Regions from separate parts of the Mus musculus genome. Here region 1 is linked to region 2. A link is a loop called in an ENCODE intact Hi-C map of the cell type or tissue named here. Cell type or tissue: left cerebral cortex. All regions are shown on one strand. Each heading gives the region's core, and the rest is flanking DNA. Links, peaks and the distances in the headings are about the cores only.

Region 1 (11,368 bases), core at 1,733-9,732, 51 kb after region 2:
TAAACTGGAGATCCAGTGTTCTACAAGACATGTGACCAAGGTAACGCATTAAAAAAAAAGCATTTCATTGAGGGATTGCTTATAAATTCAGAGGGTTGTCCAATATCATCATGACAGGGAGCATGGTCAAGCATGGTGCTGGAGAAGCAGCTGAGAAGAGCATCCTGACCCACAGGTTGACAGGCAGGCAGAGAGACACTGGCCTGGTGTGAGCTTCTGATACAACATGACCTGTGGAGGTTTATATGAGGAAGCTCCCCATAGACTCACAAATTTGAACCCTTAGTTACTAGAGATGATCTGAGATGATCTGAGAAGGACTAGAAGGATTAGGAGTGGTGGCCCTATTGGAGTAGGTATGTCACTGGGGATGGACTTTGAGTTCAGGCTGGTGGAGCTCTGTGGGTTCAAAGCCAGTCTGGTCTACAGAGTGAGTTCCAGGACAGCCAGGACTGTTACAAGAGAGATATTATCTCCAAAAAACCAAACCAAACCAAACCAAAACAACAACAACAACAACAAACAACCAAAACCAAAACCAAACCAAACCAAACAAAAATAAATAAATAAAAAAGTCAGTAACTGGAGAATGGCAGACAAGATAGACTTATTTATTTATTGCCTATTAGTTCCCTTTTCTTCTTTCTTCTTTGAGCAAATGTTTACTGAGCCTCTTTATGCACATCGGGCAGTATGGTTTTTAGAAAAACATATTGGGCAGTATGTTTTATAGAGTAGCACATGGTTGCTACCCTCAAAAGTTTGCAGTGTAATTGGGAAAACAAAACATAATTTCAAAAAGATAAATCACAACAGGAGCTCTGTCCTGAGGCCAGGGGGAATTGTATACCATGTGCGCAGAGGAAGAGTCAACCTGAGGTGGGAGAAAGCTTCCCGGAGGAGGGGGAGTCCCAGCCACGCCTTTAGGATGGAAAGTGTTGGGAAAGGCAGGGAGATCATTCCAGCCAAGGAGGTCTCTGGACAGAGAGAGGATGGCGTGTGTTTGAGGAAATGCACACTGAACAGAGTGAATTCTGGGAGCCTGAGCCAGGCACTGGCCTCTCTTCTCATTGAGATGGCATAGGGCTGTACGAGCGCGTCATGACAGTGTGATGGTATTGCCAGCTTGACAGGATTTACTGTAAGAGACAAGCCTCATGCTTGTCAAGGCTCATCCAGATTAGATGGAGGTGAGAAGACCTGCCTTAACTTCGAACGGCACCATGGGCTGGGTCCTCCACTGGGTGAAATGAAGAAATGGAGCTGAGTGCTAGCATTCATCTTCCTCCTGTTTCCTGAGTGTGGATACAGCATGACCAGCTGTCTTAGGCCCATACCACCATGACTCCCAAACTACGATGGAGCCTAGAACTGTGAACCAAAATAAACCTTTCCTTCCATACGTTGCTTGGGTCATGGCAACAGGACAAGAAACTACTATAATACAAAACCTGCATTGTTGAATAGGAGCCAGAAGAAACTCCATAAGGCCAAGAGAGAAAGCTGTGCTTAGAGGAATGTGTCTGGCCAGTGATAGCAGGACCTCTTAGGTTGTGTTGGAGACCAAGGACTCTGATCTTGGGTCTTGGGAAGGAGCCTAGAATATCCAGCTGAGCAGGAGAATTCTGGCTGGACACTCTGGCTTTCAGACCTGCTGGTGTGAGGAATGTCCTGTTTTCAGCTTTGCCCTAGTTTCTCCTGGAAGTCTTTGGGTCCTTCTGCTGCTACTATAGAAGAACAATCTGTGCCATTTTCCAGCCAACTACAGCCTTGTTTCTCCACAGCCTTTAAAATGGCCAGCTTCTAAGTTTCCTTGAAAGAAATCTTGCCGAGAATGCTAATGGGTAAAGCATATACAAGTAGGTATATGCTACTGGGTGTGGTGATAAATATGTGAAGCACTTGGGAAGTGGAGGCAGGGGGATCAAGGCAGGGCCAACTAAATGAGACTCTGTCCAAAAAAAAAAAAAAAAAAAAAAAAAAAAGCAAAGAGGAAGAAAAGTGGATGAGGATGTTAGAACTCAGGCATTGTTGATTCTTAAACTGGCTGAACCAGGATTTAAACACTGGCCCAGGTAAACAGGGACAATGGCTGGCCATAAAGGCCCTAAGCAAGGAACGAATTGATCCCCACACTTTTTCTCGAATGATCGATCCATGGAAGATGGGTGGAGTCTAACTTGGAAGATGGACAAGATTTGGGACAGGTAGACAACTAAGGAAGTTACTGAAGTCATCCAGACATGAGTTGGTGAGAGCTAGACACTTGGAAGAAGGAAGAAGGCTTATAAGATGCAGGAAGTAAACAAAAGCAACCCAGGAAGCTCCTGAAACATGCAAGATTCATAAGACTCTCTTCCCCAAGCCCATAACACAGTAATCTATAGAGAGAATCTAGTGGGGAGCCACCTGTGGGTGTAGGAGTCTCTGGGAGTGCAGTTTTGTGAGTTGTCATTCATGCTAGGGTAGGTTTCTTGGTGAATCACTGTGTTCCTATAAGTAACCCCAGGAAACTCACCGGCTCTCTAAGCTAGATTTGGGTGGAATTGGTTCTTTGATCTGTCATCAATGCCTTGTTGTGGTGAATAACTGTTAAGATCTCCCCAAGAAAAGTCACACAACAATCAGATTCAAGAACCATTCCTAGGACAGAAGACATAACTCAATGGTTAAAAGCACTCAGTGTTCTCTCAGAAGACCCTGAGTTCTCTCCCAGCCATGATGTGGTGGTTCACAATCACCTGTAACTCTAGTTTTAGGGGGTTTGACAACTTCTTCTGGTATCCTTAAGCATCTACACACATGACATTCACTTACATAAATACACACACATACTCCCTTATAAAAATAAAAGTATATTAAAAAAAAAAGAAAAAAGAACATTCCTAATGTGACATACACCTGTAACCCCAGCATTTGGGAGGCTGAGACTGGAAGTTCATACCTGTAAAATAAAAATAAAATATAGCCGGGTGTGGTGGCACACACCTTTAACTCTCAGGAGTTAGAGGCAGGTGGATCTTTATGAATTTGAGGCCAGCCTCATCTATATACTGAATTCCCAAACAGCCAAGGCTATGTAGAAAGAGCCTGTCTCAAATAAATAAATAAATAAATAAATAAATAAATGTTTTAAATATGAATACAAGCCCTTTCTTGGAAAAGAAGCTTGGTGCTAGAGATAAGAGTTAGCCACACACTGGTAGACACAAAGGAAAAAGTTTGAGTCAGAAACCTTAGTGTGACACAATTTTCTCTACACTTGTTTTCTTCTTCAATGGTGCCATCATTGTTACCTTTACAAGTGAATAAATGTGTGTGTGTGTGTGTTTACATATATATGTAAAACAGTTAAAGTGGAAGAGGCCATGAATTTGGAAGAGAACAGGGTGGGATATATAGGAATGTTAGAGGGAGAAGGGGGAGGGAGAAATTATATTTTAATCTCAAAAAAAATTTAAAGGCTGTATAATTAATTTACATAGTTTTTTGAACGAACCCCCCCCCCCCAGCCCTCATCCCCGTTGCTTCCTGCTGCAGGGCATGGAGCCGCCCTTTGGTGTGGTTTGTATACTCAGTGAGACTCCCTTGAGAGATGATTTTTCCTTTGTGGATGGTTGGGGCTGGGAGCTCATGTCTTTTTCTCCATCTTAGAGCTGGGACTAGGTCAGGTCTGGATCCGTGCAGACGCTAGCTAGGCATGCTGCCACAGTTGACAGTGAACTTTCTACACAGCATTATCAAAACAACGCTGTTGAACACCCGTACTCAATAGAGCCAAGAAGTTTATGGTACTATCTGCAACGCGGGGTCAGTTAAAAACCAGTAGACAAAAACCTTTCTTTTTCTTCCATTTGTCCTTCTTGTTTATTTTGTGTGTGTGTGACAGGTCACACGAATCCCAGGGCAACCCCAAACCTGCTCTTTGGGCTGGGATGACCTTGTACTCTGATCCTCCTGCTTCAACCTCTCCAGGGTTGGGATCACAGGTGCGTGCTGCCATTGCCGACTTCCTTTTCCCTTTATTTATTTTCTTAATTTTTAAGAAGTACGGTGCCCAGAAAAGATGATTAGTTAAGGACTGACTGAGTAGATGAAAACAGACGACTGGATGGATGACCCTTCTAAATGGCGGACTCGTCCCCCTTTCCAATTAAACAAATTTGTGTTGCCCTTCACTGAATTCTGCCCCAAGCTGGCCCTTGGATAGAAGCCTGTAGAAGAGTTCCTGGAACAGCAGACCACAAGCCAGGACTCCTAGTTCCCATGTGCCATCAAAGCAGGAGCCACAAGAGCATGCTTAGCGACGACCTAACAGAGCTTGGCAGGCTGCACCTGTAGAGTGACAGCCCTGCTGGTGAGGGGCCATGTGCTACCTGCATCCTCGTCCAACCCCACCCCCACCCCACCCCCCGCGGTGGCAGTTCCTTCTAAGACGCGGGCTGAGTGCTGAGTCGCTGAGAGGCGAGCTCTCCATGTGACTTCAGTTTCCGTTGGTTCCTTCCGCAAGTGCTAAAATAATCTGATGCCCCAGAGCGAGTAGGCAGCGCAGCAGCGGCAAGTGCTGTCCAGGAGGCTGGGGCCCTGGAGACGATGCGCCCCGCGGAGCCGCCTGGGCCTGCGGGAGCAGTGAGTATTTCTTGCGTGGGTTCGTTGAGCATTGCCGGGCTACAAGAGGTGGGCGAGCTGGGACCGGGTTGGGTGGTGGGAGGTTAGGCATCAGCTCCCCCACCCCACGCACGCCGCGCTCAGGCTCATTGTGAAGTTGTGGTATCCAGTCTCTCCGCCTCTGGGCTGGATTTGGGGGGGGGGCTACACCTTTGGTGTAGGTGGAAGTCTCAGGAACTCTTACAGCTGAGAGAGGAGGTGTGTGATGTGGGAGAGGCACGTAGGGCTTTACAACCAGCTATGGTTTGATTCCTGGCTCTTTCAGGGAGAGTGTGAACAGGTTAGGGAACTTTTCGGAGCCTCCTTTTTTTTCCTCATCTACACAGTGGTCAGTGCTCCTTGCCTAGTCTGAGTGACCGGACGTCATGAGAGGACGCTGTGAACACTCAGCATACGGGTGTTTGCATCGACTCCTTTGCCCATCAACATAAATTGAGACCCACCATTACACAGGCAAAGACACGGAAATCCATCCACAGTCGCACTTACTTAACCGGGATCTTCCCAGGGTCAGCTGTGTGTGTACATCCAGAAGACAGCAAAAGCCCTTCTCCTAGAGCCTTTGTCCTGGGTAACTTGTGCTGGGGTATTATTTGGTCCACAGCTACCCAAGTGTCAGAGAGAGAGATTAGAGCCAGGCTCTCCTGACTCCTGCTCAGTGCTCTGCTGTGGTCCTCTCGGCCTCTGCAGGCACAGACACACATCCATGGACCTACCCACAGGCTCGCTCGCACTCAGGAGCTGGGCAGGGAAAAGCACTGCTCTCCCTGCAGTTGCTAGCTCACCATTGCGCTGCGGCGATGACCACGTGCCCCACTGTAACTAGGATCGGAGCAGACTAAGGAAGGCTTTCCAGTGTCTCTCTCTGCTACTGACCGTGAGGTACGGACAGTTTTCACGGTGTTTGAGGCCTGGGGACACCCCCTATGAGCTTTATATGTGAGCCCCAGAGTTCCTAGAGGGGGTTATAGACTCATGGGCCCAGAAAAACAAAAAACAAAACAAAACAAAAAACCTCAACACTTAGGTTAAAATCAAAACCAAACAGCCTCACAAGAGAAGGTGCCTTCATTTGACTGGTCCTTCGAGAGAACTCTGGACAATGGTACACACTCCACCAGGCTGTCCTGGAGCTCATTAGCTTCTAAGCCAATCTCCACTGGCCTGACTTGTGAAGCAGGAGGCAAACCCTTTCTCCTTAGTGATAGAACTGTCCGTGGATAGATTCTTGGGGAACTAGCTTCTGTACTGTGTCTAATATAAGCCAGTGACACAGAAGATTGTAACAGGGCCAGCCTCCTTCGTAGTCCCTATTGACTGGAGTCAGGATTGGGATCGGACCAAAATACCTAACAAAACCCAAAGAAACAAAACCTGGACTTCTTAAGGAGGCATGGTCTGGTCGAACAGTAAAATGTAGTCAACAATGCTGAACTGCAGGTCTGAAAATGGCTAAATGATAGAGTTTATGTGATAAAACAGATGAAGGGAGGGAGGGAGGGAGGGAGAGTGTGTGTTTCCCCCCCAAAAAAGCAACCAAGCAGTTGTTATCAGAAGCGGGGGAAATGAAGTTGCTAGACAGACTTTTCAGGACAAACAGAATCAGGGGCTGAGACCCAACGTTTTGTGTCTTCAGTGTGTGACTTTAGCCTCAGCAGAGGGCACAAAGGAGGAAGTAGAACTTTGCCCTGGTTCTCACCAGTGAGGTGGGTACAAAGAACAAGGCTGGGACCAGTGATGCGCTCAGCGTGGCCACAAAGTTCTGTGAGGTCCCCAGGGACTCCCCTCCTCAAGCCCCAGCCTCCACATTTACCACCCTCAGGCACTGTATGTGGGCTCACCTTGAGTGCTGCTGCCTGGCCCTACCTCTAAGAAAGATAACAATCTGGAGGGGATTTCTCTGCAGGAGATAGCATTTGAGGCTCTGACTTTCTTTCACACAGCTTCTGCTCAGTGAACCCTGTCTATCTCTGGTAGCCCTGGTATCTCCTGGCTTTCCTTGTCTCCCTTGGATGCTAAGACTGAGCACTGACCCTCAGCCATCAGCTCTCTCCCTGCCCGGCCTGGGGCCACATCTTTCAACTTCAGGCAAGTTAATGGTCCTTGTAACCACCCACCAAGACACTTGAAACTTCCCCAAGGGGACTGTTCTCAGCCTCAGCCTCCTCAACGTTGGTCTGACAGGTTTTCAAAATTTTGTGTTTACTTAACTAAGGTGATTGACCAGAGGTCAGAAGATGTCATTAGATCCCCTGGGACTGGAGTTAACAATGGATGTGAGCTACCATGTGGTTGCTGGGAATTGAACTCAAGTCCTCTGGAAGAGTAGCCAGTGCTCTTAACTGCTGAGCCGTCTCTCCAGCCCCTACTTACAGGAATGTTTAAAGAGTTCCGTTGTTTTATATGCACTCTGAAGTATTTTAGAAGAGCTGTACTGGTGGCCATGGTATTTGTTTATTTGTTTGCTGTTGATGACTGAATGCAGGACCTTGGGCACGCTAGGTCAGGCTCTTCCACTGATCAGCCAGGTCAGGGTTCTCTTCTGCCTCCCACCCTTTTAAAGTTTTGTTTTGAGAACAGGTCATGAAATTGCACAGGCTGGCCTCAAACTCACCATCTTCCTGTCTCAGCCTCCTCAATGCTGGGATTACAGATGTTTTACAATGCCTAGCGATTTGGCTTTTTTTTCCCTAAATATTTAATCTACCTGTATTTGAATGTGTGTGTGTGTGTGTGTGTGTGTGTGTGTGTGTGTGTGTGTGCGAGCGCACACACACAATATGCATGGAGGAATTCACAGTCTCAGGAGAGAGTATCAAATCCTGTGGAACTGTATTTACATGCAGTCATGAGGCCCCATGTGGGTGCTGGGAACTGAACCCAAGTCCTCTGCAAGAGCAGCACACCCTCTTAACCAGTGAGGCACCTCTCTGACCCTGTCTATTTGTGCTGGGGTATGTGTTTGTTTGTTTAAGATTTATTTGTATTGCTCTTTATTCATTTGTGTGTCTGTGTGTGAGCCTACATTGTACATGCAGGAGCCTTTGGAGACTGGAAGCATTGAATCCTCTGGAACTGGCAATGTTGTTGTGAGCCACCAGAGGTAGGTGCTCCTTGACGTCTATTTTTATATAATAATAATAATAACAACAATAACAAATGAGTTGAGTGGTGGTAGCGCACACTTTCAATCCCAGCACTTGGGAGGCAGAAGGAGGGGAATATCTATGAGTTTGAGGCCAGACTGGTCTACAGAGTGAGTTCCTTGACAGTTAGGGCTATTACAGAGAAACCCTTGAAAAACCAAAAATGAATCAGTGAATAAATAAATAAATAAATAAATAATACAATGAATTGAAGGATAAGTAAAATATGATAAAAATAAGTATAGTAAAATGTTATAAGCAGAAGGTAGGTAGGTGGTGGATATACAGTGGTGCCTGATGACAGACTTTTTCGATTTTGTTCTATGCTAAAGTCTTGTCTTGTCTTTTCTTTTCTTTCCTTTTCTTTTTTCTTTTGGTTTTTCCAGACAGGGTTTCTCTGTGTAGCCCTGGCTGTTCTGGAACTCACTCTGTAGACCAGGCTGGCCTCGAACTCAGAAATCCTCCTGCCTCTGCCTCCCAAGTGCTGGGATTAAAGGCGTGCGCCACCACGCCCGGCTTTCTTTTCTTTTCTTTAAAGATTTAATTATTTTATGTATATGAGTACACTGTAGCTGTCTTCAGACACCCCAGAAGAGGCATCAGATCCTATTACAGATGGCTGTGAGCCACCATGTGGTTGCTGGGATTTGAACTCAGGACCTCTGGAAGAGCAGTCAGTGCTCTTAACCAACTCAGCCATTTCTCTAGCCCCAAGTTTTTTCTTTATATGAAATGCTGGAGGAAAGTTAAGTTGCTAATAATTAATAACTACTCAAATTGCTTCTCATCAACATAAAATTAAAATAATAAAAAACCCTGCAATGTGTTATCATAGGTTATCCTTCAGCTGAACTGTTAGGCTATAAAAAGGAGGGAACTCCTCGAAGGATAAATAGGAATTTGGTAAAAGAAGACCCCAGAAAGGGTCTTTCCTGCTGAGGAACCAGCTTGTGAAATGTGTGATTCAGCTGGGGACCACATGCGTTCCAGGGTGGCTTGGGCTTTGGGGTGTTGAGGTGGAGTTGATGCGGAACTCAGAGACTAGAGTTTGAACGGAAACTCTCCATTCTCCGAGCACTCAGCCACACTTCTGTATGCCTCCAGTCACAGGCACTCAGCCACAGTTTTGTATGCCTCCGGTCCCACAGGGACGCCAGCATTTCTACTAAACTGTGCACTTGTTAGGAGTCCCTGTTAGGTGGTGATCCTTTGTGCCTTCTAAAAGAAACTGAGTTGGAGAGTCGGTATTTTCATTCTGACTCCAGGCTAAAATTAGCCTCAAGTAATCTCTGTGGTCTTTGCGTATGGTGCCCTACAGACTCTGGGTAGTCACCTCCCCCAGGGAAGTCCAAGATTCATGGGCATTGCCAGGAATGGAAGGAGAAGGCATGGCTCCTTCATCTTAGTTTTTCCTTCATAGTGACTCATTAGCACAGAAGACCTCCACTTCCCATTGGTTCACTGGTACCTGGCTTCACCAAGGCATGAGTCTGCCCCCTGAGTGGGGCTGCTGAAGGCTCTGCCGGGTGGTCCTGTTTCCTCTTGAAGAAGCCCTTACTCTTACAGAAGTGACTAGTGGGAATGAACCTGTGAAAAGAACAGAGAAACTAATGCAACGCAGGGTGGGCCTCCGAAGAGATCATGCATTTTTCTCATATACAAAGGGGACACTCATTGCCAGCCACAGCGAGACACACAAGAGCCAGCTGTTACCTGTTGGAGGGAACACACTTGCATTTTTGACAATCTGTGGCTAGACGCATTCTGTGGCCATGGAAGGGACAGAGTGAGCTGACCTCTCTTGGTTTGGATGGGCTAGCCCTGACCACACAAGGAGCCAATTCACTCATCTGTGGCCCTGTGGAAACGGAGGCGTTTGAGCAGATAGTAAGTGCTTGAAGCAGTCTCTATAGGAAAAGCGCTGTTTGGGGTGGTGGGGAGGGGGCTGTTGTAGCCCTTACGCCTCCATTCAAGCAGAAGTGAGGGTAGAGCCTGGCCAGACCTGACATATTTGCTCGGGAGACATCTTGAGCTTTGTATGTGACAAGTGCTTTGGTGCCATTTCACAGAATTCCCCAGGCTGGCTGGCTGCCCTCCCCACTCCATCGTTTTGTTAGGATTTCCAGCTCAAAAACAGTCCTGAGCAGACCCTTGGAAAATTGTGCTGGCCAGATTTTGCTCAACCTGACCCAAGCTAGAGTCATGTGGTAGAGGAAACCTCAGTTGAGAAGATGCCTCCACCAGATGGCCTGTAAGCAAGTTTGGGGGACATTTTCTTGATTAATGATTGATGTGGGAGGGCCCAGCCTACTGTGGAAACACCTGGACAATTATACTGGGTGACATTAAAAAAACAAAAACCAAAAAACAACAAGTTGAGTTAGGCAGTGGTGGCATACAACTTTAATCCCAGCACTTGGGAGGTAGAGGCAAATGGATCTCTGTGAGTTCGAGACCAGCCTGGTCTACAGAGTTAGCTCCAGAACAGCCAGCCAAAGAAGAACAGAGAAATTCTGGAAATTCTGTCTCTAAAAATTGAGAGAGAGAGAGAAAGAGAGAGAGAGAGAGAGAGAGAGAGAGAGAGAGAGAGAGAAAGAGAGAGAGAGAGAACGAGAACACAAGTTGAACAAGCCATGGGAAGCAGGCCAGGAAGCAGCACTCCCCTGTGGTCTCTGCTCCAGTCTTTGTGTCCTCTCCACTTTCCTACCTTGAAATAAGCCCTTCCTGCCCAGTCAATCTTGGCTATGTTGTTGATGCAGAAATGTCTAGATTCTTAGAAACCTAGCCAGGTCAGAAATGCTACTTTTTCTCAAAAGGGTGGCCAACACCAAACTTTGAATAAAAATTTATTTGCCAGAGGGATCATGTGCAACCAATCTTCCCTTCTTCATGCAGAAGAAATGCAGTATGTTCAAGGGGTTACGGTATTCTAGTAATTTCAAATGCTTCCACTCCTTACTGCTCGGCCAGCCTGTGTCTCTGAGACCAACAGAGCAGGGCCCTGGTAGGACAATCATCTGCTTTTGAGGAAGCTCTCCTGCTCTACACATGTTTGAGCACAAGTTGCTTAACAGTGTGTGAGAGGCCATCATGATGCTACTTTCTGAACATTCTTTTAAAACTTAATCATGGGCTGGAGAGATGGCTCAGTGGTTAAGAGCATTGACTGCTCTTCCAGAGGTCCCGAGTTCAATTCCCAGCAACCATATGGTGGCTCACAACCATCTGTAATAGGATCCAATGCCTTCTTCTGGCTACAGTGTATTCATAAAAAATAAAGATAAATAAGTCTTAAAAAAAATAATAATAAAAAAACCCTTTAATTTAGTAGTACCTGCACCACTGCTGGTCTCATTTTATTGGCGAAGACACTTATTAGAATTAAGAATTGGGCCGGGCCGGGCGTGGTGTCGCACACCTTTAATCCCAGCCCTTGGGAGGCAGAGGCAGGCGGATTTCTGAGTTTGAGGCCAGCCTGGTCTACACAGTGAGTTCCAGGACAGCCAGGGTTACACAGAGACACCCTGTCTCGAAACAAAACAAAACACAAACAA
Region 2 (11,368 bases), core at 2,085-10,084:
TCTTCAATGCCATCAGAGATTAAAGAACAAATTAAATACTACCTGAATATAAGGGACGTACAAAAACATAGTTTCCAAAACTTAACCAATTTGCAGAGATAGCTGACTACCTAGACAGTTACCTATTTACCAAAACATTGGAGCATGAGTCTTCAGCCTTCTGGCCCAGAACCATCTGACAGATGTTAGGTGAAGCAGGAATATGAAGGACTAGCTTTCTCTGTCTTGGCAGAGTTAAGCTGTTGACTATCCCACATTTTGTGTTCTTTCCTGGACAGTATTTCTGTCTGTAGATGAATTAGGGCAGTTCTTGCCCAGTGGCTACTTTGCCACAACTGGAACAACTCTATATGGAGGTTGTGATGCTCAATATCTTCTTTGAACCGTGAAGGGAGTGCTGTCAGGACTAGACACGTCTCCTAGTCAAAATTTTTATTAATAATGAAGTGACTTTAAATGTCATATTCTGTGGATGTCTGATGCTTTTAAAGACTATCTATATAAAGTGTATCTGAACTGTTAAACCTTGACTACTCTTTGCTATTTCTATTTGAATAATATTGAAAGCATCTTATTATAATTAATTCAGAATCCAATATAACCATGAGTTTACTCTCTAGCCCTTAACTTGTATTACTTAATTATCCTAAACAGTTTGTAATAGCAACTTTAGAAGGACTGGGTTTAAGCCTTGTATTCTTAAATGCATTGCATAGGCACAATGCATATCTAAGAGTAACAATATTAATTTCAAATTTTGTATCAATATAAAAATTTATACCAACAAAAACCTTAAATTTGTATCAATATATAAATTTTGTACCGATGTAAGAAATTGTAACTTCAATTTTTTCATCAATTATAAAGATTTCTACCAATGTAAGATTATGGCTATACAATGCTTGGTTTAAGAATAAATTTAGGGGCTGTAGAGATGGCTCAGTGGTTAAGAACCTTACTGCTCTTCCGAAGGTCCTGAGTTCAAGCCCCAGTAGCCACATGGTGGCTCACAACCATCTGTAATGAGATCAGAAGCCCTCTTCTTGGGTGTCTGAAAACAGCTACAGTGTACTTACATACAATAAATAAATAAATCTAAAAAAAGGAACAAATTTAGTAATCCATCCCATATAGTTCTTCCCTGTTCAAAATTGTGACCATTTCCAAATTATCCCTTAAAATGACAACCTATCTATAATTTATAAATTAACCATAACCAGACACCCAACCCAAAGAATCTGGATGACTCTCCATGGCTTCGTCCTGCTGAATTGGGGTGATAATTGTTTTCAAGGGGTGGGAAGGTATAGGAAATTGGGAAAACTGGTTAGACTTAAGAAAGGCGGCTTTAGCATCTGTTCTCCAGTCTCTGTATGCTTTGAAAGCTCAGGGCATGACTGAAGTTCTGACTGGATCTGTCTGAAAGGCTGGGGGAACGAGTCCATCAGGAATCAGCAGCTATTCCTGAAGATGTTCTGGAAGCAAGTTTCTAGAAACAGCATTAGGAGGCAGGGAGCTGTCCTGTTTGACTTTCTCAAATTTTTCTTTTCTGTAGTCAAGATCTTCAGGGGGTCACATTTGGTCCATATCACTCTGGAAAGGGCCCAAAACCTTTCCTCCTTTCCTATTAACCCAAATACAGAGCCTCTCTCCCAAAATAGCATGGTCCTTGGTCCAGTAACCCAAAATCTTTAAAGGTATAGATTGGTTCACTGTAGCAGTCTTCTTTCTCTTCAGACCTGCTCTATTTTGACTTCTCTCCCAGAAGATTTGTAATATCATAACCACCAAACTTATAACCACACACATATTGATAATCAAAACAATTCAAAACAATCAAAGCAATCTAAACAAGTACCATTATCCATGGACACAGTGCTCCTCCACTATCCCCTGCCTTGTTCTTACACAATTAATTTTTTTTTTTTTTGGTTCTTCGTTTGGTTCTTTGGGTCTCTCTGTATATCCCTGGCTGTCCTGCAACTCACTTTGTAGACCAGGCTGGTCTCGAACTCAGAAATCCGCCTGCCTCTGCCTCCTGAATGCTGGGATTAAAGGCGTGCGCCACCACGCCTGGCCACAATTAATTTTTAAAAGTGAGATCAAGGCCGAAATTTATTTATTCATCTATGCATATGTAAATTCTCCCTTCTATGGAGATTAATATTAACATACACACACACACACACATACACACACACACACACACATATATATATATATATATATATATATATCCTCTTTATATAACTTGAATTAACATCCTTTCCTATATATTTAACTTCAATTAAATTTTCTTCTATTTCCAGGCTATTAATTTGTCATACCAGGCTAAGCAATCCCAGAATTCCCGTGTAGCCCATGTACAAAGAACCCAGCTGCCTGCCCTGGCATGGACATTTTCAACTTTCCTTTAAAGCATATATCTCCTTTCTGTCCTTAAAAACAATTAAATCAGTTTTCATTCAATCTCCTTTCTATGGAGATTAATATCTCATTATTATTTGTTGAGATAGTGTTTCCTCTCTAACTCTGTAACTTTCTTACATTTGAGATCAAAGGCCTGGATTTCTTTAGTTCATGTGTACTTAAAAACACTCAAACAATTACTACTGTATCTCCCTTCTATTCTTTAAAGCAATTAAGTCAATTCTTATCCATTTATTGCTATCTTTTATTTATCTGGTTGTAGGAGGCAAGCAGCGTCTACCATTTGTCTCTCTCTGCTTTCTGAGCAGCCTGCCTCTTTGCACAGCAGGGGCTCCCAGCACCTCTGAGCTCAAACTCTCTGCAGCAGCCCACAGAGCATCCTGCTGAGTTTTTTGGCTTCAACTCCAAGAGCCATAAAAACTGGGTGTGGTGGCAGAAGGATTAGGAGTTCAGGGCTATCCTCAGCTACACAGCAAGTTTGAGGCCAGCCTGGGGCACATATCTCAAAACAAACCCAAAGCCAGGGATGCATTTGGACTTCATATGAGACTTGAACAAAGGAGCAGAAAGCTATCAGGAACTTGGAGTACTACTGGGGCTGCAGTTATTGGTGAGGGTAATTATGTAAATATATTGCTCCCTGTGCTGGTGAGACAGCTCAGTGGTTAAGAGCACTGACTGTTCTTCTAGAGGTCCTGAGTTCAATTCCCAGCAACCACATGGTGGTTCACAATCATCTGTAATGGTATCTGAAGAAAGCTACAGTGTATTCATATAAATAATAAATAAATAAATAAATAAATAAATAAAAATAGCTTAAATAAATAAATAAAATAAATAAAATTAAATAAATAAAATTAAATAAAATTAAATAAATATAAATATAAATAAATCAATAAATAAAAATTTAAAAGTGTTGTTCCTTCTTCAGGTCAAAATGCTTACATACATCTCTCCTCCATTCAAGAAATCAACAGGGCAAGGGAGCAAGATGGGTCAGTCAGTAAAGTAGTTGCTGCCAATCCAAGGATCTGAGTTCAATCCCTAGAACCCAAACATGCACCATGTTGAAGTTGAGTTCTCTGTCTCTGTCTCTCTCTGTCTCTCTGTTTCTGTCTCTGTCTCTCTGTTTCTGTCTCTCTCTCTCTCACACACACACATACACAGAGACACACACACACAAATGTTTTTCCTACAAAATAAATCAACCCAGGGTCAGATTGGAGTCTGGTAGGCTAAGTGCCCAAGATAGGAAATTTATTAGTCCAAACATGGAGGTGGGAGCAGGTTCATAGTATCTAGAAAGCCACTGTGATCGAAGACTGGGGAGGAGATGGGGGATTGGTAGGTAAGAGACACTGAAACAGACTCATCCTTTCAAAAAATAATAATGTGTCTAGGCAATCTGATATACATCAAACAGCCCAGTGTGGTCACTTATGCCTATAATCCCCACGCAAAGGAAGCTGAGGCAGGAGGACTGCCTTGAGTTTGAGCCACAAGTTTAGAGGTGGAAAGATGCTCTTAAGGGAAGTCTGTGGGGTCTCATGTGCCTATTTGTGTCTCCAGTTCCCTGGCCTTCTGTGCTGACATCCTTACTGCAATTCTGCGACTTAGGGACCTTGTGAGATGAAAGTCTTTTCCATGCTGTCTTGCTCATGAGGACACACTGCTGTAGCAAAGCACAAGGCAATTCAGGAGCTTATCTCCCTTACATTTCTCTTTCAGGCCACCTCAGAGGCTGGCAGTGGAAACTGTGTGAATGAGGTCTTATGCCACCACCAGAGCCCTGGCTAACAGCCAGGATGGAGCATTAGGATCCATACAGAGTCACACAGAGCACATGTCCTCCCTTGGTCCATTTATCTACCCAACAGCGCCTTCCTGGATCATAGATGATTCTGGTAGTTATAGCAACAGGTACCTGCCTTCTATGTCCTCAAAGTCATTGCACTTCATATTCCTGGGCACCCACTATGTGCTTTACCCACACCATCTCATTTATCACAGTATGTTACTGGTAGTGCCATTGTATAGGAGCAGGAGGAACTCAATTCAAGAGACGTGAATTACCAAAGTCACCCAGCTTTAAATTCCCCAGGCCGTGTTGATAACCAGATTCTCTGACTTAGAAATTCAGTCACTTACCATCCAAGGTTGAGGCAGGTATGTCAGTCAGTGCACATCTTACAAGGTGAGTGCTGTCAGAGACATCGACCCAGTGGTGCTGAGGTGGCTACTCATGTCTCACCAGGCTGGAGAGACAGGTGGAAATAGAATGTATCCCCGCCCAGGAGGTACGCTCTGATCTGGGTGACTCCCTCTCAGTTTCTCTCTTCATGTCTGTGAACCATTCCTCAAAAACACAAAAACAAACATAACGTAACCATGACCAGTGTCTGGGTTGCCAAATAACTAGACAATGCCCAAGGAAATTTCAGATACATGAGGACTATTTTAATATATGTATGTCTCCAGTGTTGCATGAGATGTAACGATGCTGAGGAATATTGTTTGTCTGAAATTCAAGCTTTACTGCTCATCCTGTATGAGTTTTAAAAAAGATTTGTTACTTTTAAAAAATGTATGCTATTTCGTCTCCACGGGTCTGCCCACCACTTGTGTGCCATTCCCTCAGAGGCCAGAAAGAGTATGAAATGGAATTGTAGGCAATTGTGAACCACCGTGTGGTACTGGAACTCAAACCCAAGTCCTACAAAAGAGCATTCAGTGCTCTTAACCAGTGAGTCATCTCTCCAGCCTTGTAATCCTGGGGTTTTCCCCCCATATTTTGTGTGTGTGTGTGTGTGTGTGATAAAATACATGAAACATATAATTTAATGTCTTAATCCCTTTTGGCCATACATGTTAGTAAGATTTAATACATTCATAAGGCATGCAGTCATCCCATCCCCCCAATCCCACCTCCTGAACTCTTTCATCTTGCAAAACTGAAAGGAAAGAAAACTTAAAAAAAAAAGTACATAAGGAAATTAAAGGAACCCCTGCCTTCTCCCATCCTATGATCGCTGGCGTTCTCCTTTTTTTTTTAAATTTTTAAACTGGTTTTTCGAGACAGGGTTTCTCTGTGTTGCCTTGGCTGTCCTGGAACTCACTTTGTAGACCAGGCTAGCCTCGAACTCAGAAACCCGCCTGCCTCTGGCTCCAGAGTGCTGGGATTTAAGGCGTGCACCACCACGTCCAACTGCGTTCTCCTTTCTTGTCTACATGCTTTATGTGCAAGGAATCACAAAGCCTCTGTCTTTTGTTAACTGGCTTATTTTGCACGGCATAAAGTTCCCAAGGTTCATCTTCTCATAGGATGTGTTAGAATTTCCTTCCCTTAAAAAACCAAAACCAAAACCAAAAACGGTGTGTGTAGGTGGGCGGGGGCAGAGGACCCAGGTGTCATCTTCAGGAAGCCTGTCCGGATCCTGAGAGACAGGGTCTCTCATTGGCTCAAAACCCCTGGATTACCTGGCTAGCACGCTCTAGGGCTCCTCCTGTCTCTGCTTTCCCAACTCTAGGATTATAAGCATGCAACTCCAAGCCCAGCAGTTCTCTGTGCGTTCTGGAGGTCTTTACACTCACAGGACCAGCACTTTACCAACAGGGGCACCCCAGCCTTTCTTTCTGTTTGAGATGAGTAATAAATAGTGCCTTATGCACCACATTTTCATCTTCACCTCCTTGGATGTGGGTGCTCCCCCGTTTTGGCTACTGTGAATAATGCTACTGCGTGCCTGGTTCATTCCCCGCCCCCGGACATCGGCGCTCCCGTTTTTTTTTGACTGTTGCAAATAATGTGGCTGTGAGCTGGGTGTCTGCACACCACTTCAAGACTCTTCCTACCGTTTCCCAGAAACAGAGTGGCCGCGCTCCATGGAGCTCTATATTTAACTTTTTGAAGAACTGCCATCCCGTTTTCTAAAGTGGTTGCACAACTGTACACTTCCAGCAACAGTGCCCCAGGGATTCAAATTGCTCTGCATCCTAGAAGATACTTGATGTTTTCTGTTTTGTTGTTGGTTTTTTGCTTGTTTGTTTGTTTAACAGCCACACTGATAAAGGTGAGGTGAAAGGACATTCATTTTATTTTATTTTATTTTATTTTTATTCACTGATGTAGCAACCTTAAAGTGCAGCCTGATTCCTTGCTGGTCCAGACCAATCCTCAACAGCCTGACTCTAGGTACCTCAGGCTTTCTTGTGTGAAATCCTGATTCTGGGCTCCTAGTCCACATCCAGCCATCTCTATCTGCTCCTGCTCAGACCTAGAGCTGAGCCTGAATCCAGCTGCTGAGGCATAATTTTTCCTCAATGCTTGCTTCTTAAAATGACTGCTTGATAGCACATCAGCATCCTAGAAGATACTTGGGGCTGAGGCTGAGCCTAGTGACAGAAACTGACAGAGCATGTGACTCAGAGGACTGAATCTGAGGTGGCAAACTTGCACAGCCCAGCCAAGCCAGAATTAGCAGCAGTTGGTTGTCAACTTGACAAACCTGGCAAGAGGAGATCCTCAGGTGAAACTCAGCCTCTATCAGGTGGACCTATGAGCATGTGTGTAAGGCATTTTCTTCACTGCTAATTGATGCAGGGGGGCCCACTCATTGTGGGTGATGCTACCCCTGTGCAAATGGTTCTAGGCTGTATAAGAAAGCAGGCTGAGAAAGCTGGAAGAAGCAATCCAGTAAGCAGCAGTTCTCAGGTGCCTGCTTCAGTTTCTGCTTCCAGGTTCCTGCCTTGAGCTCCTGCCCTGGCTTCACCCTGTGGTGGACTTTACCTGTAAGCTGAAATAAACCCTTTCTGCCCCAAGGTGCTTCTGTTCCTGGCATTTGTCATAGCAGCAGACAGCACAATGGAACCGCAGGCTAGTACTGCAGGATGGACCAGCCAGTCACATCCAGTTATCTGCTTCTCTCTTCAATAAGGTCTCTCCTTGGGTGGAGAGATGGCTCAGCAGGTAAGAGCACTGACTGCTCTTCTAGAGGTCCTGAGTTCAATTCCCAGCAACCACATGGTGGCTCACAACCATCTGTAATGGGATCAGATGCCCTCTTCTGGTGTGTCTGAAAACAGCTACAGTGTACTCATATGCTTAAAATAAATAAATAAATCTTAAAAGAAAAAGGGGGGGGGTGCTGGAGAGATGGCTCAGTAGTTAAGAGCACCGACTGCTCTTCTGAAGGTCCTGAGTTAAAATCCCAGCAACCACATGGTGGCTCACAACCATCTGTAATGAGATCTGATGCCCTCTTCTGGTGCATCTGAAGACAGCTACAGTGTACTTAGATATAATAATAATAAATAAATCTTTAAAAAAAAAGTCTCTCCTTTTATATTCTTACCAAGCACCTTCCATGAGTGTTACACCTTCCAGCAGACAAAGGCAAGCAAGCCTGTGTCTAGGATGCCAAGGCCTATCTACGAAGTTGTAATAGGACAGAGAAAGAATGAGGGGCTCAGGAGACTGTGGGCAAATGCTCTGGGGTGGGAAAATTGGAGTGGGGCAGGGATTCAATCCAAGTGGCTTCGTGGAGGAGGTGTCATTTGAGTAAAACCTCAAAGGGGAAAATAATATTTCAACCCGAGTAAAACCTCAAAGGGGAAAATAATATTTCAACCCGTGTCAACATGCAAAGTAAATTTGGATTTGCAAATTTGTTAATAGCAATTGATCAATTTTGTTCCATGTTTTATTCTTCTAAGTAACATCTGAATTTACAGCCATTTATTTCTCACCTAAGTTTCCAGATAGTCTATTATGTATTTTCATTTTTTAAAGTTTATTTACACTATGTGGCGGGTGTCTTGCCTGCATGTATGTTTGTGTATTATGTGCACTCCTGGTTCCCAAGGAGGTCAGAGTGGGGACAAGAGCCCCTGGAAGCCATTGTGAGCCACCATGGATGTGCTCAGAGTGGAACACAGTTCTCTGCAAGAACAAGTCTTCTGAAGTTCTGAGCCGTCTCTCCAGCTCTGGTTTCTATTTTTCTGGTTGCAGGTGATGTTCATGTCCCAAATGTTACAACCATCACCAGGTGTTTTTCTGTCTTCCAAGCAAGTTCCAAGCCATTTTCTTGCCTCCTTGGGACTCCTCTGTTACTCCTTGGTTCAGTTCCCACAGGTGTCCATCCCTCCAACACATACTGCAAATATTTGCTTCATTTTCTTTTTTCTTTCTGCCCTGCTAAGTCTATGATTGTCCTTTTAAGTGTTTAGGGGCTGGCAAGATGGCCAAGTGGATGGAGGAGCCCCATTCAGGCCTCACAACCTGAGCTTATCCCTGGATAAGCTTACTCTACAGGGTAGTCAGAGTTGACTTCTGACCTCCATCCATGTGCTATGGGGCTCATGCACCTGCACAGATGCATGCACACACACACAGACAGATACACAAACACGACAGACACATACACACAAACACAGACACACACACACAAACACAGACACATACACACAGAGACAGACACACAAACACAGGCACACACAGAGATACAGACACACACACACACAGAAACACACACACATACAAACACAGACACATATACACAGAAACAGACACACACACAGATACAGACACACACACACATACAAACACAGACACATATACAGAGACAGACACACACACAGAGATACAGACACACACACAGACACACACAAGCACAGACACACACAAGCACATACACACACACAAATACAGACACATACACACAGAGACAGACACACAAACACAGGCACACACACAGATACAGAGACACACAGACACAACACATATACAAACACAGACACATATACACAGAGACAGACACACACAGAGATACAGACACACACAAACACAGACACACACACAAACACAGACACATATACACAGAGACAGACACACAAACACAGACCCCCCCAGAGATACAGATACACACACAGACACAGACAGACACACACACACAAACACAGACACATATACACAGAGACAGACACACAAACAGACACACAGATACAGACACACACACAGAGACAGAGCACACACAGACATGTACAGACACACAAAACACACATAGACATACCTAGAGACATAGATACACATACACAGAGACACACAAACACGACATACCCACCCACCCAGAGATACAGACACACACATCTAGAGATACAGACACACACACAGAGACATACACACAGAGACACAGACAGAGACATACAGACACATACATACACACACAGAGACATACATACACAGAGAGAGAGAGACATAGACAGAGGCACATACACAGACATACACAGTCACACACAGACACACACACCTAGAAACACAGATACACATGCCTAGAGACACAGACACACACACACATACACACACACACAAAGATACAGACACACACACAGACATACGGAGACACACAAACACAGACACACACAGAGTCACAGAGTCACAGACACATACAGAGACACAGATACACACAGAGGCACACACACAGAGACACACACATACAGACACATACAGAGAGAGACACACAGAAACAGAGAGAGAAACACATAGAGAGACACACACACTTTAAATAACTAGTTCTTTGTGTTGCTGGCACTGAACTCAGGGCCATACACATGCCAATCTTGACATAATTGAAACAGAAGCATAAAGAGAGCGACAGCACATACCCATTTGCCCCCGTTCAGCTTTGAGACATCTTATAGTTTTACACACTTGTCTCAGATAACTCAAATGCAAGGCACTGCTTGCTAATACAGTTGCAGCCTGTGGTCCCTGAGCCTGGGATTCCAGTCCTCCCCCTCCCTCTCCAGAGTGTGACTCTTGTCATTACTGTGTCTGGTTTTATGCTTTTTTACATAGGAATGACCCCATAAAGAAAGGTTTTGTGTATTACCAAACCACCATGTGTATGCACAGCATGAGCCACAAAATGACAACATGCATAATGTGGCTCCAAAGATTATAAGAGAGCGAGACACTCTCTTCACCAGAACTTTTATTGTACTATGTTTAGATACATTTAGATGTACGAGTGCTTACCATTGTACTCCAGTGGTAAGTTCCATACAGTAACAGGCTGAACAAGTTGTTAGCTTAGGAAGAAAGGGCTATATAGTATATAGCTATGGCCCGTGGTTGGTTTGTATAAGTATACCCTATCATAGCCACACAGTGATGAAATCACTTAATGGTATATTTCTTAGCATGTCCTCATCAGTAAATTACATGGCTGCGTGTATGTGCTATAATGATGCTGACGTTATTCTGTAACAGTCTTGTGACTTACTTATAGAACAAATAGCATTGTTAAATCATTCCTCTCCACCATCATACAAATACACTGTCACCATCATACAACATACCAACACCAATACCAATACATACCACATACATGCCACCTGTTTTTCCATTGATCACCATTTAGGTTGTTTCAAGTTTTTGTTACTATACATAAAACCAGGGCGGGGCTGGCTAGAAGGCTCAGTAGATAAGCACAGTTGCTGTAGTTATATAGAACTCACTCCATTTAAATTCCCAGCGCCTGGGGCTGGTAGCTCACAATTACCTGTAGCTCCAGCTCCAGGGCATCCAACATGCTCTTCTGGTATCCAAGGGGGGACCCACATACACATGGCATTTCTCTCTCTTTCTCTCTCTCTCTCTCTCTCTCTCTCTCTCTCTCTCTCTCTCACACACACACACACACACACACACACATACACTTAAAAGTAAAGTTGTTCATCATAATACTCAAGCAGTTCCCCTGTCCCCCGCTAGCAATAGTTCTGTTTATGAAGCAAGGGGTGAGGACAGGTGTTGTAAAGGTTCTGAAAGACCTCTGTGGGAAGACCCACCTGAGTCACGAGATAGCGTACACCCAAAGAATCACGAGAAACCATCTTGATGCAAACACACGAGGTAGTTTAATGACGGAGCTCTGGGCTG

What was found. Hi-C counts contacts between places; a loop is a spot of excess contacts. Peaks named below come from ENCODE experiments on the same cell type or tissue, not always from the same donor. Only the 100,000 strongest peaks of a DNase experiment are listed, where the experiment ranks them.
Region 1: a loop joins it to region 2, with 1.8 times the contacts of the local background. A loop is called at or near these places in 7 of 42 quality-filtered maps.

Annotation. Positions count from the first base shown.
Region 1 is chr16:32,158,641-32,170,008 of GRCm38, reverse strand. Nrros (negative regulator of reactive oxygen species) reads left to right here and starts at 4,415. Exons shown (of 3, transcript NM_001347181.1): 1 at 4,415-4,629. In left cerebral cortex, for the core only: no CTCF peak of the experiment used is centred there; DNase peaks (open chromatin) are centred at 4,558 and 5,392; H3K4me3 peaks cover 1,862 bases; H3K27ac peaks cover 1,385 bases.
Region 2 is chr16:32,209,864-32,221,231 of GRCm38, reverse strand. No RefSeq gene overlaps it. Among named protein-coding and RNA genes, the nearest start is that of Gm25848, 28 kb to the left of the region's middle. In left cerebral cortex, for the core only: CTCF peaks have their summits at 6,037 and 7,722 (motif pointing left); DNase peaks (open chromatin) are centred at 6,215 and 6,870; H3K27ac peaks cover 1,021 bases.